Linked DNA regions of Homo sapiens: region 1 is linked to region 2. A link is a loop called in an ENCODE intact Hi-C map of the cell type or tissue named here. Cell type or tissue: ovary. All regions are shown on one strand. Region 1 overlaps FBLN2 (fibulin 2). Region 2 overlaps HDAC11 (histone deacetylase 11).

The links. A loop is a pair of places that touch in the nucleus more often than their neighbours do. Peaks named below come from ENCODE experiments on the same cell type or tissue, not always from the same donor. Only the 100,000 strongest peaks of a DNase experiment are listed, where the experiment ranks them.
Region 1: it touches region 2 in a loop (2.2-fold over the local background); 5 of 110 quality-filtered maps call a loop at or near these places.

The regions. Positions count from the first base shown.
Region 1 is chr3:13,625,507-13,630,506 of GRCh38, forward strand. FBLN2 (fibulin 2) reads left to right here. Exons shown (of 18, transcript NM_001004019.2): 10 at 939-1,073; 11 at 2,326-2,463; 12 at 3,399-3,542; 13 at 3,658-3,786; 14 at 4,314-4,439. Among named protein-coding and RNA genes, the nearest start is that of SNORA93, 9.6 kb to the left of the region's middle. In ovary, no CTCF peak of the experiment used is centred here; no DNase peak of the experiment used is centred here.
Region 2 is chr3:13,505,592-13,510,591 of GRCh38, forward strand. It overlaps HDAC11 (histone deacetylase 11), which reads left to right. Exons shown (of 10, transcript NM_024827.4): 10 at 1-825. Among named protein-coding and RNA genes, the nearest start is that of HDAC11, 28 kb to the left of the region's middle. In ovary, no CTCF peak of the experiment used is centred here; no DNase peak of the experiment used is centred here.

The DNA.
Region 1 (5,000 bases), 120 kb after region 2:
CCTCAAACTCTCATGGCCAGCAGGGCTCCCACCTTCCCCTGCAGCCTACACCTCACAGCCGGCCCTCACTGCCACCTGTCCAGCTGCTTGGCCAGAAGCTCTGGGCCCCTCTTCCTGCCTCACCTTCATCTCATCCATCAGTGGGTTTTGTTGGTTCCAGCTTCACAATACTTCAGAATCTAGCCACTTCTCCCAGCCCATTGAAGGTAGTCCGAGCCACTGAATCTCCTGCCTGGATCCTCACCCCTATTCTCCAGCCCCTGCCAGGGATCCTTGCTCCAAATAAATAAGACCACTTTCTCTTCTGCTTGGAACTCTCTATGGCTCCCTCCATTCCTCCTGCTCACCCTCTTTCTCCCTTCCCTCCCCTGCAGCACACCCACCTCCTGGTGGGCCCTTGAACCTGCACAGCTGGCTTCCTTCTCAGGGCCTTTACATCCCTGACGCCTCTGCCTGGACTGTCTGCATGGCCCAGTCTGTCATCTTGTCACATCTTTGCTCAGATGTCTTCTTTTCTGAGAATCCATCCCTGACCCATCCCGCCCAGCGCCCCCCGCTGTACCTGGGCACTCCCTGTCTCCTGCGTCCTGCTCTGTTTTATCCATAGCACTCATCACCACCTCCATTTATGTTTGTTTATGTATTTATTGTGTCCTCTCCCCTTGAGTGTCTGCCCCACAAGGGCAGGGATTTCTGTCTTGGTCACTGATGTACACCCAGTGCCAAGAACAGTGCTTGGTGCATAGCAGGTGCTCAATAAATCTTTGTTGAATGAAGGGATGTTTGGGTGCCGAGACATCAGCCACATCTCCGAATGGTGAGCTCCCTGAGGGCAGGGCCTGGAGCTCTCTCCCTCCTGGTGGCCCAAGGTCTGCTGGCTGCACTCAGCCACTGTCCTGGGGACTCTGCAGCCTCTGATGGCCTCGCTCTCCCTGCAGACATCAACGAGTGTGTGACGGACCTGCACACGTGCAGCCGGGGCGAGCACTGTGTGAACACACTGGGCTCCTTCCACTGCTACAAGGCACTCACCTGTGAGCCAGGCTATGCCCTCAAGGATGGCGAGTGCGAAGGTGAGAAGGGCCCAGAAGGACCAACTGGAGGCCCCGCCCCATGGCCAGTTTTGCCCCGCCCCTCCCTGGTCCCACCCCTGTCCTGCCCTGGCCACCCTTAGGCCTGGCCACGCCCCTCTCCATCCCCTCCTTTCTAGCAAGCTCCCCTTAGTTGGGTTTCCTGCTGGTGGGAAGACCCCACAATGGTGGTGTTTGGGGCGGAGATGGGAGTCTGAGGCAGGGTGAGGGCAGGCTAGGTCCACCCCGGCTTTGCTCCTGCCTGCTGGTGTCTGGGTGCCAGTTATCCCCCTTGCTGTGGCCTGGTTTGTACATTGAGGTGGAGCCCACAGAGGGTTCACTCTGTCCCTTTTACTGGAAAATTCTAGCCTTCTAATCAGAGGGAGGGGTTTCATCCAACCCTTTCAACAAGTACGTCCTGAGCTGCTCTTATGTGCCTGCCGGGTCCTGGGTACCAGGGATCCAGGGTGGGGTGCTGTGGCCCTTCTCTGACCTTGTGGTTGGGGCAGCGGGGTCCACACAGGCAAACAGAGATGGCAGAGTGACTGGGGGCTGGGGGCCCCTGTAAGTGGTGGGTTCAAGGAGGCCCCTGGAGGAGGTGACGTTGGAGTTGAGACCTGAATGAGAAGCTCCTGGGGAGGGTGTTCAGGCAGAGGGGGCAGCGTGCCAAGGCCTGTTGGGTGTGGGGAGGAAGCACTCTTGGCATGTTCCAGAAACAGAAAGACAGTCTCCGGGGTTGGAGCCTTCTTGCTACCTGTGCTACCTCCCTAAAGTGTGAACACATGACCTTACCTTAGAGATTTAGGCACACGGTGGGGATATCCCCACTTCCGCCCCCTGCAAGTGTGGGACAGCGGCTAACAAAGCAGGCTTGGGAGCCAGTCCCCCGGGTTCTGGTCCTGGTCCAGTGCTCCCCAGCAGTAGAGCCTTGTCTCTGCCTCAGCTTCCCTCCTTGTAAGATGGGGCTTGTCATGACATCTACTTCTTACGGCTGTGTGGGGTTTAAGGAAATAAATCCATCTCAGGTGCTCAGAACAATGGTGGGACCAAAGAGAAGCGCAGTAAACATGGTCACGTTGTTATTACTCCTGGGACAAAGGCCATGCCGGCAACAATGTGGCTGTGCCAGCTTCCCAGGGAGATCTTTGTGGCCATCAGGGTCATGGGTCTGAGGGCGGGGATGTGTGGGCAGGGCTGCTGAGTGTAAAGGCAGGACCTGCCCCCCAGCCCTTGACACCCAGCCTCTCCGCTGCAGACGTGGATGAGTGTGCGATGGGCACGCACACCTGCCAGCCGGGCTTCTTGTGCCAGAACACCAAGGGCTCCTTCTACTGCCAGGCCAGGCAGCGCTGCATGGATGGCTTCCTGCAGGATCCTGAAGGCAACTGTGTGGGTGAGCGGGGGCTGCAGGGCTGGGGATCATCAGCCTAGGGCTCTACTGGAGGCATTGTGGGGGCTTTTAGGGCTTTAGAGACCAGGGAGGCCTGGCTTGCTGCTCCATTCCTCTCCCAGCCCCCTTGTCCCTACCTGTGAATGGGCATGTCAAGTGTTCAACCCTGGGGGCACCACTGTCCCCAAAGTGTAGCTGCTCCTATTACCTTGAGCTGTGAAACCTTGGCTGAGTTATTATTCAGTGGCCTCTGTGAAGCTATCTGTGGGGTTGGACTGGATACGAATGAGTATCCCTTTTTTTTAACCAGTCAGCAGTGGCTATGTGATAGATCATGACCTGGCACAGACATCTACACACATCCAGGAAGAACTGCAATACCAGTGTCCCCACACAGTACTGCATGTGACACCCACTGAAATTTCCCATTTTCAGAGAATGCTAGTGAGACCTCCTAGAGTGATTCCATGCCGTACTCGAGGGTTGAGACTTAACAGTTTTACAGATGCCGGCCTAGTCCCCAAGTGGGTCTGAGATTCTACCCGCTCTGCGCCCCCCATCAACTCCTTCCAAAAAAGGGTTTGCTTAGTCTCTGTGCCTCTAAAACTTCTTGTTAATGTGCTGTGCTTCCCTGGCAGCTAGACCCCTGGCACGTGGTTGGTGTAGTTATCCTAGCACTCAGCCTCGATCCCGCCCTGCCTCCAGCTGCTCTGTTGGGCAGATGTGAGAGGGCGTAGGGCCAGCCATCAGGTGCTTGGGTTCTGGGAGGTGTATCCCTTGGGTAGTGGGGCACAGGGGTAGGACAGTCTGGCCCTGCAACTCTGACCAGGGCAGGTCTGGAGCCCAGGACCGACCCCCTCCCAGTGTGGCCCTGGGAGGGGCTGGGGCCTGGGAGGACACCATGCCGGGCTCCCTGTCACCTACACCTGCCTCTGCAGACATCAACGAGTGCACGTCACTGTCCGAGCCATGTCGGCCAGGCTTCAGCTGCATCAACACGGTGGGCTCCTACACATGCCAGAGGAACCCGCTGATCTGCGCGCGCGGCTACCACGCCAGCGATGATGGGACCAAGTGTGTGGGTAAGGCCAGCCGCCTCCGCCCTGCCAGCCAGCCCGGCCTGCCCGCTTCCCCACCCCTGGGAGGTGTGTGTGGAGGGAGCCCCAGGCCTCAAGGTACCCTGCTCACCCCCCACAGACGTGAATGAGTGTGAGACAGGTGTGCACCGCTGCGGTGAGGGCCAAGTGTGCCACAACCTCCCTGGCTCCTACCGCTGTGACTGCAAAGCCGGCTTTCAGCGGGATGCCTTTGGCCGGGGCTGCATCGGTAGGTAGGCTGGTGGCCAGGACCCCTGGGGAACACCTGGCTGGTCCCCTGCCCTCTGTGCACTCCACCTCCCCATGCCCAGCACCTCCACTGCCTGAGTGGGGCCCACCTGCTGGAGTCCACAAGGTCGCCTTCCAGCTGGCCTCATCCTCCTGCTGGGCCTGCCAGGACCTGGCTCTGGCCCCCGCCCCCACCTTCTCAGTCCCTCCTGTCTCATCTCTGTGCCTCTGCCCCTCTTACTCTGGTCTTTCCTGCTTCCCTCGGTCTCTGTCACCATCTCTTCTTGTCTGTTGCTTTGCCTGTGTCTGTCCCTCTGGCCTCTTCCTCTCGCCTTCCTCCAATACCCTTGCTGCCTCCCCGCCACCTGGTCTCTTTGCCTCTCTCTTTCCCTGTCCTGGCCTCTCCCTGTCTTTCCTTCTGGGTCCCTCTCCCACTTAGCCTCCCCTTCGGCCCTGGATGGCCCTTGGGGGTGGAGGGAGCTGGCTTTAGGGCCACCTACCCTGTACCTGCTGCCTGCCCTCCCACAGACGTGAATGAGTGCTGGGCCTCGCCAGGCCGCCTGTGCCAGCACACGTGTGAGAACACACTCGGCTCCTACCGCTGTTCCTGCGCCTCCGGGTTCCTGCTAGCAGCGGACGGCAAGCGCTGTGAAGGTAGGCTGGCCCTCATCTCTGACCCTATGCCGCCTGGTATCTGTAGTGGGCAGACCCGCCGTGGAAGGCCCAGAGCCTTCTGTGACCCTTCACCCTTACACCTTCACCCTCACACCTTCACCCATGCTGGCCCTTCCTTCCTCCTCTGTCTGGCCCAACCCTCTCTGGCCTCCACTCTCACCTTCCTTCTGTTGTTTTCTGCCCTGAATTCCCCTGCTGAGGTCCTGGGGCTCCAGCTCCCTCAGTCCAGAGAGGCTGGGTCTCTGTGTCATCTGTACCCACAAATAGGGTATCTGAGGCATCCAAGGTCCGTGTACCTACCTGTGCGGGACGCGCCTGTGGCTGAGGGAGGGGCTGTAACATTATTCCCATGTGTGTTCATGGTGCTGTTGGCCCCAGCTCAGTGGGGACTGGTGTGGAGTAAGGCCACCAGGCTGCTCAGTGAGGGGGCGAGGGGCCAAGCCAGAAGGCCATGGGGTCTTGGCCCCATTTACCTGGCACGGTCTTTCCCAGCCCCTCCCCAGCCTGGAGGCAATTTCCTCATTTTCTCCTGGTGAGGTG
Region 2 (5,000 bases):
GTCCTGCAGGAACCCAGGCCCAGGGAGGGACCCAGACACTGGTGAGGCGGGGCAGGGGTTCCTGGAGAGAGGGCAGCGAGGATCTCTATCCTGGCCTGGGGATTATGAACATAGGTAGCCGGGGCAGGGCCCTGGGTGGGACTGTGGCCTCCACTGGCCTCACCAAAGTGCCTGGGCCCCAATCCTTCTCCATGCCCAGGGGCCCCAGGTGGGCCAGACCTCTGGCCTGTTCCTCAGCCCTACTCATGGGGACATTCAGGGACCTCCAGGAAGTGGGCGGGGGAGCATCCACCCCTGCTAGCCGGCAGCTGTGGCCCTGATCAAATCAGGGGCTGGGGAGGGAAAGTGGGTCCATTGAGGTGGCCCTGCTCCATCAGCCCCCTACGGGACTTGTGTTCATTACAGTGAGGGGGTGCTCCCACTGTCTCCCGGCCTCCCTAATGCTCCCTCTGCTGCAGGGAGAAGGGTTCCAAGATCACAAAATGTCAACAATGCTGGCCTCCTGGACCAGACCCCGAGGCTCTAACAATGCACTCTGAGATCCCTACCCTTGCCGTTGGTCTCTGTCGCTGACTCGAGGCACCTAACATCCATTCACACCCAACACAGGCCAGCGACTTCTGGGGCTCAGCCACAGACATGGTTTGTCACTGTTGAGCTTCTGTTCCTAGAGAATCCTAGAGGCTTGATTGGCCCAGGCTGCTGTGTGTGCTGGAGGCAAAGAATCCCTACCTCCTAGGGGTGAAAGGAAATGAAAATGGAAAGTTCTTGTAGCGCAAGGCCTGACATGGGTAGCTGCTCAATAAATGCTAGTGTGTTATTTCATCTTCTGAGTCCTGTGGAGTTGGTAATGATTCCCATTTCACAGATGAGGAAACTGAGGCTTGGCAGGGGTGAGAAATTTGCCCCAGGCCACACCTCCCAGCAGATCTCAACAGTGGTAGAGCCAGGCTTGAATCCAGCTCTGCCAGATCCCAAAGTAAAAGTTCTCAGCTGCCTCACACTTGGCAGGGGGGTGGGGTGGGGGTGGGGGGTTACTCTGGACAGAGAAGGGTCTAGGATCCCAGGGTGATAAGGTCACTGGGCTGGGGTCTGGGACAGCCTGGGAATGGGTGGGCAGGCACAGCTGGGCTGTGATGGTGGCTCTGCTGCACAGTGGGAGGGGGCCCTGGCAGGGCAGTGGGTGGATGGGGTGTCTTCCAGGCCTGGGGTGCTTTTGGAGCGCTTATGGGGATGGGCTGCCCCGAGATGAGGCTGGGCTGGGGTGGGGTATCCAGGCAGGGGGAAAGGCAGAGCCTTGGCCGGGCAGAGTGACCAGAGCATCCCCAGTATCAGTGGCACAGCCTGGATGGGGGGCAGGGTGGCCCCTTGAGGTTCAGACAGGGTGTCAGGGAAAAGGACATGGGGTAGCAGGCAGGGGTCCCGATTGGCCCTGTGCTGGGTGGGAGGAGACTGATAAAGGCTGATGCTGACCAGGTGGTACTAAGGGCCAGGCCCTATCCAGACTCTAGCTGGGAACTGCATATGGAACTTCATGGCACTCTGAGGTGAGAACTGTTTCCATGCCTACTTCACAGATGTAGAAGCAGAGGCAGGAAAGGGGTTAGTTATTTGCTGAGCACCGCAGCCCCTAAGTGGAGGAGTGAGGACTGGAGCCCAGGCCCCAGCTCCAGAACCTGTGAGCTGTTTCTTCCTTAAAGATGCTCGTGGAAGAGGTTGTCCTGGGAATAAGAGCCTCAGTACCTGGAAGGCACTCAGGACACTGGGTGGCTTTCTGCTGCTCCCAGTAACTGTCAGGGTGAGGGGGAGGAATGTCCTGTAGGTCAGGCGGAAGAACTGAGGCCAGATGAAGTGTTTGGACCTGTTTGCAGGATCTGTGCATTTTGCTGTATGTAAATTACACCACAAGTTACATCAATCCCAGTGGAGCAGGTCAGCTTCATGAAGTGGCTGAGAGGTGGCACAGCAGCCCTGACGCCCCAGTGGCTGCTGGCAGCCCTGGATAAGAGCAGGGACAGGCTGAGGACGACTGGCCATCAGACTCATGATCTGGGGAGACCTTGGGAGGCATGACCTTGCACCATGCCTGGCCAGTGAGCCAGCTGAGGCTTGGGGAGAGGGATTTCATCTTGGGAGACACAGCTCTGTTCTCTACGGGACAGACGCAGGGAGGTTCCAGCAGGAAGCAGCAGTGCCCGGCTGTAACCTGGCCCCTGCCCGGAACCCACCCCTCCAGGCTAGGCTAATAGGGCCCCAGCGGGGGCGGGGGCAGAGGCAGGCATGACCATCCCCACTCTGCTGCCTCAGGCATAAACAAAGGCGGTTGCTGGCACGGGGCCCCTCCCTGCCTAGCGGGACTCCTGGGCAGACCTAAAGGAAGACTTTTATGATGCCTCCCTGGCTGCTCAGCCAAACATTTGGGGTTTAGGGCCAGGAACTCCTCCAGGGCAGCCTGCCCTTGAGTTGGTTTCATTCAGCTTAGCCAGCACTGGCTGGGGACACCTTGCTCAGGCCCAGGGCCAACGCGTGAGGCTCTGCACCACTCTGGAAGTGACGCCGTCACGTGATTGCTAGGGAGGCCCAGGGAGCGGACGCGTGGGCTCCAGTCCCTCCGGCCTGGCTCTGAGTCCTGCCTCCTCCCCTCGATAGCTGTGTGCCTTAGTTTACTCATCTGCAAAATGGGGATGATAGCACCTACCTCCTAGGTGTTGGAGAATTAAATGAGTGAATGTTTGTGAAGGGCTTAAAGCAAGAGTAAACACTCAATTAAGCATGCTTGATTGTGGCTGTCGGCACTCATCATCACCATCATCACCACCACCATGTTACTGATGGGAAACAAACTCAGAGAGGTGAAATGGCTTGCCGAAGACTGCAGAGTTGGGCAATGGCAAAGCCAGGGAATGCACCCACATCCATCCGACTCCAACACTAGTGCCCTTTCCCCATGGCCAGGCCCTCTGGCAAACAGTGTCTTGGTGAGCATGGCATCTTGCACACTGCCTGGACTTCCACGCCCTTCCCCAGCTCATAGTCTTACCAGCAACCCCGGGAGAGGCAGGCCTCAGCACCCTTGTTGTCCAGATGAGACAGAGACCCGGATGGGAAAGGCAGTCCCACGGCCCCTCAGCGGTGGTGGCAGGGCCTGGTGGAGGGAAGTGTGGCACCTGTGGGTACATTGCTGTCTACTCAGGCTGGGGCCCGCAGAGACGGGTGCTCCCACATCCTACCCTGGAAATGCTGTTCAGCTGGAAAACATACACTGGGCTTTCTAAAGGGCCATTGGCTTTCAGCTTGAACTTTCAAAGTACAAAGTGAATTAAAAAATAGTCATAAAACAGCAGGCAGCTGAGAAATGCATCATGGATTGGCGTGTGCAGCTGGGGCTAGGGCCCTGGAGAGTACCTGTTCCACCTGCCTGTTCCACCTGCAGAGGCCCAGCCTCGGCACTGCAGCTGGACAGGGTGTGTGGGGGTGGACGAGAAGGGAGGTATCCTTTGAGGAGGCCTGCTCACCCTGGCTCAGTGCTGGCTGTCAGCGTTGTCGATTTGTGGATGGGGAAGGTGAGGCCCAGGGAGGGCTTGAAGGAGCCTGGCACCCCCTGGCAAGCAAACCAGAACCCCGGCCTCCTCCCCTCCTCACCTGGTAGCCTCCTTGCGGGGGGTGGCTGTGGTGAGCATGTGCCATGTGCCAGGCCACATGTGTGAGAGGATTGCAGAGGCCCGTGCACGGCGAGGCCCATGCCACTCTCTGCGTGCCTGGTCCTTGTTTATCCTCACAGCAGCCTCCCTGTGCAGGGTCCTGGAGCTCCATTGTCCAGGCTGGAACACCAAGGCTTAGAGGGGCCTGCAGGCCCTCGCCCATGGCCACACACGGTGGAGTGGCAGAGTGGCCAGTCTTCACCACCACCCCGGGTGTTGACCTCTGAACTCCCTGATTTTATTAGGGCTGAGGCACTGTGGACAGGGCGGGTAAAAGCCAGGACCTCAGCTCAGGGTGACCTCAGCTCAGGGTGGAGAGTGGCCTCCAGAGAAAGAATGCAGCTCTGTAGTTGCCCAGCCAGGGTTTCAGTCCTGCCTCTGCTGTATACCTGCGCTGTGGCCCCGGGCTGAGCCTCATTGCCTCCTCTATAGAGGACTCTGGTAAACAGTGGGAATGAGGCTGGCATACAGCAGGTGCATAATACATGTGACACTGGCCAGGGGCTTCTTTACCCTCTTCTGTTCTCATCACCTCTTTGACTCAGCAACAGGGCAAAGTCCTGTTTCCATCTCTGGTTTAGGGCCTCCCAGTGAGCTGCGGGGCAGCCCTTTTAGGCAGGGCCCCAGGCCAAGGCTTACCCAGCCCTCGCGTGCACCTGCCTGGGGCTGGGCCTGAGCCCTCCCTCAACCCTCCCATGGCTCCAGGCTCCTGGCTGGAGAGTTCGCAGGGTCCGTTCAGCTGAAAGGACCTGGGGACACATATCATCAGGCCTGGCGCCTGGGATGCTGGGTAGCCTCCCTGAAGCCTGCTGCACCTCCCTGCTCTTGGCCCTGGGGAATGGGGCTGGGCAGGTCACCATCTCTAAACTGTGGGAAGACACCCATCTTCCCTCGGCGAGGGTGGTCCCATACAGGGAAAATTCAGGCCTGGACTTGGATCTGTGTTTGAATCTAGGCTCTCAGTGGCTGTGGGCAAATCACTTCACGCTTTGTGCCTCAGTTTCCTCCTCTGTAAATAGCGATGATAATCCCTTCCTTCCCTAGGGTGGCTTGAGGGTCAAGGAGGCTAGGCAGGTAAAGCACCAGTCTGGGTCCCCCTCACATCCAGAATTCGCAGGTCACCCCTGCTGGTCCTGAGACAGTGACGTTCTTTTCTTTTCTTTTCTTTTCTTTTTTTTTTTTTTTTGAGACAGAGTCTCACTCTGTCACCCAGGATGGAGTGCAGCGGAGTGGCATGATCTCAGCTCACTGCAGCCTCTGCCTCCCAGGGTCAAGTGATTCTCCTGCCTCAGCCTGCCC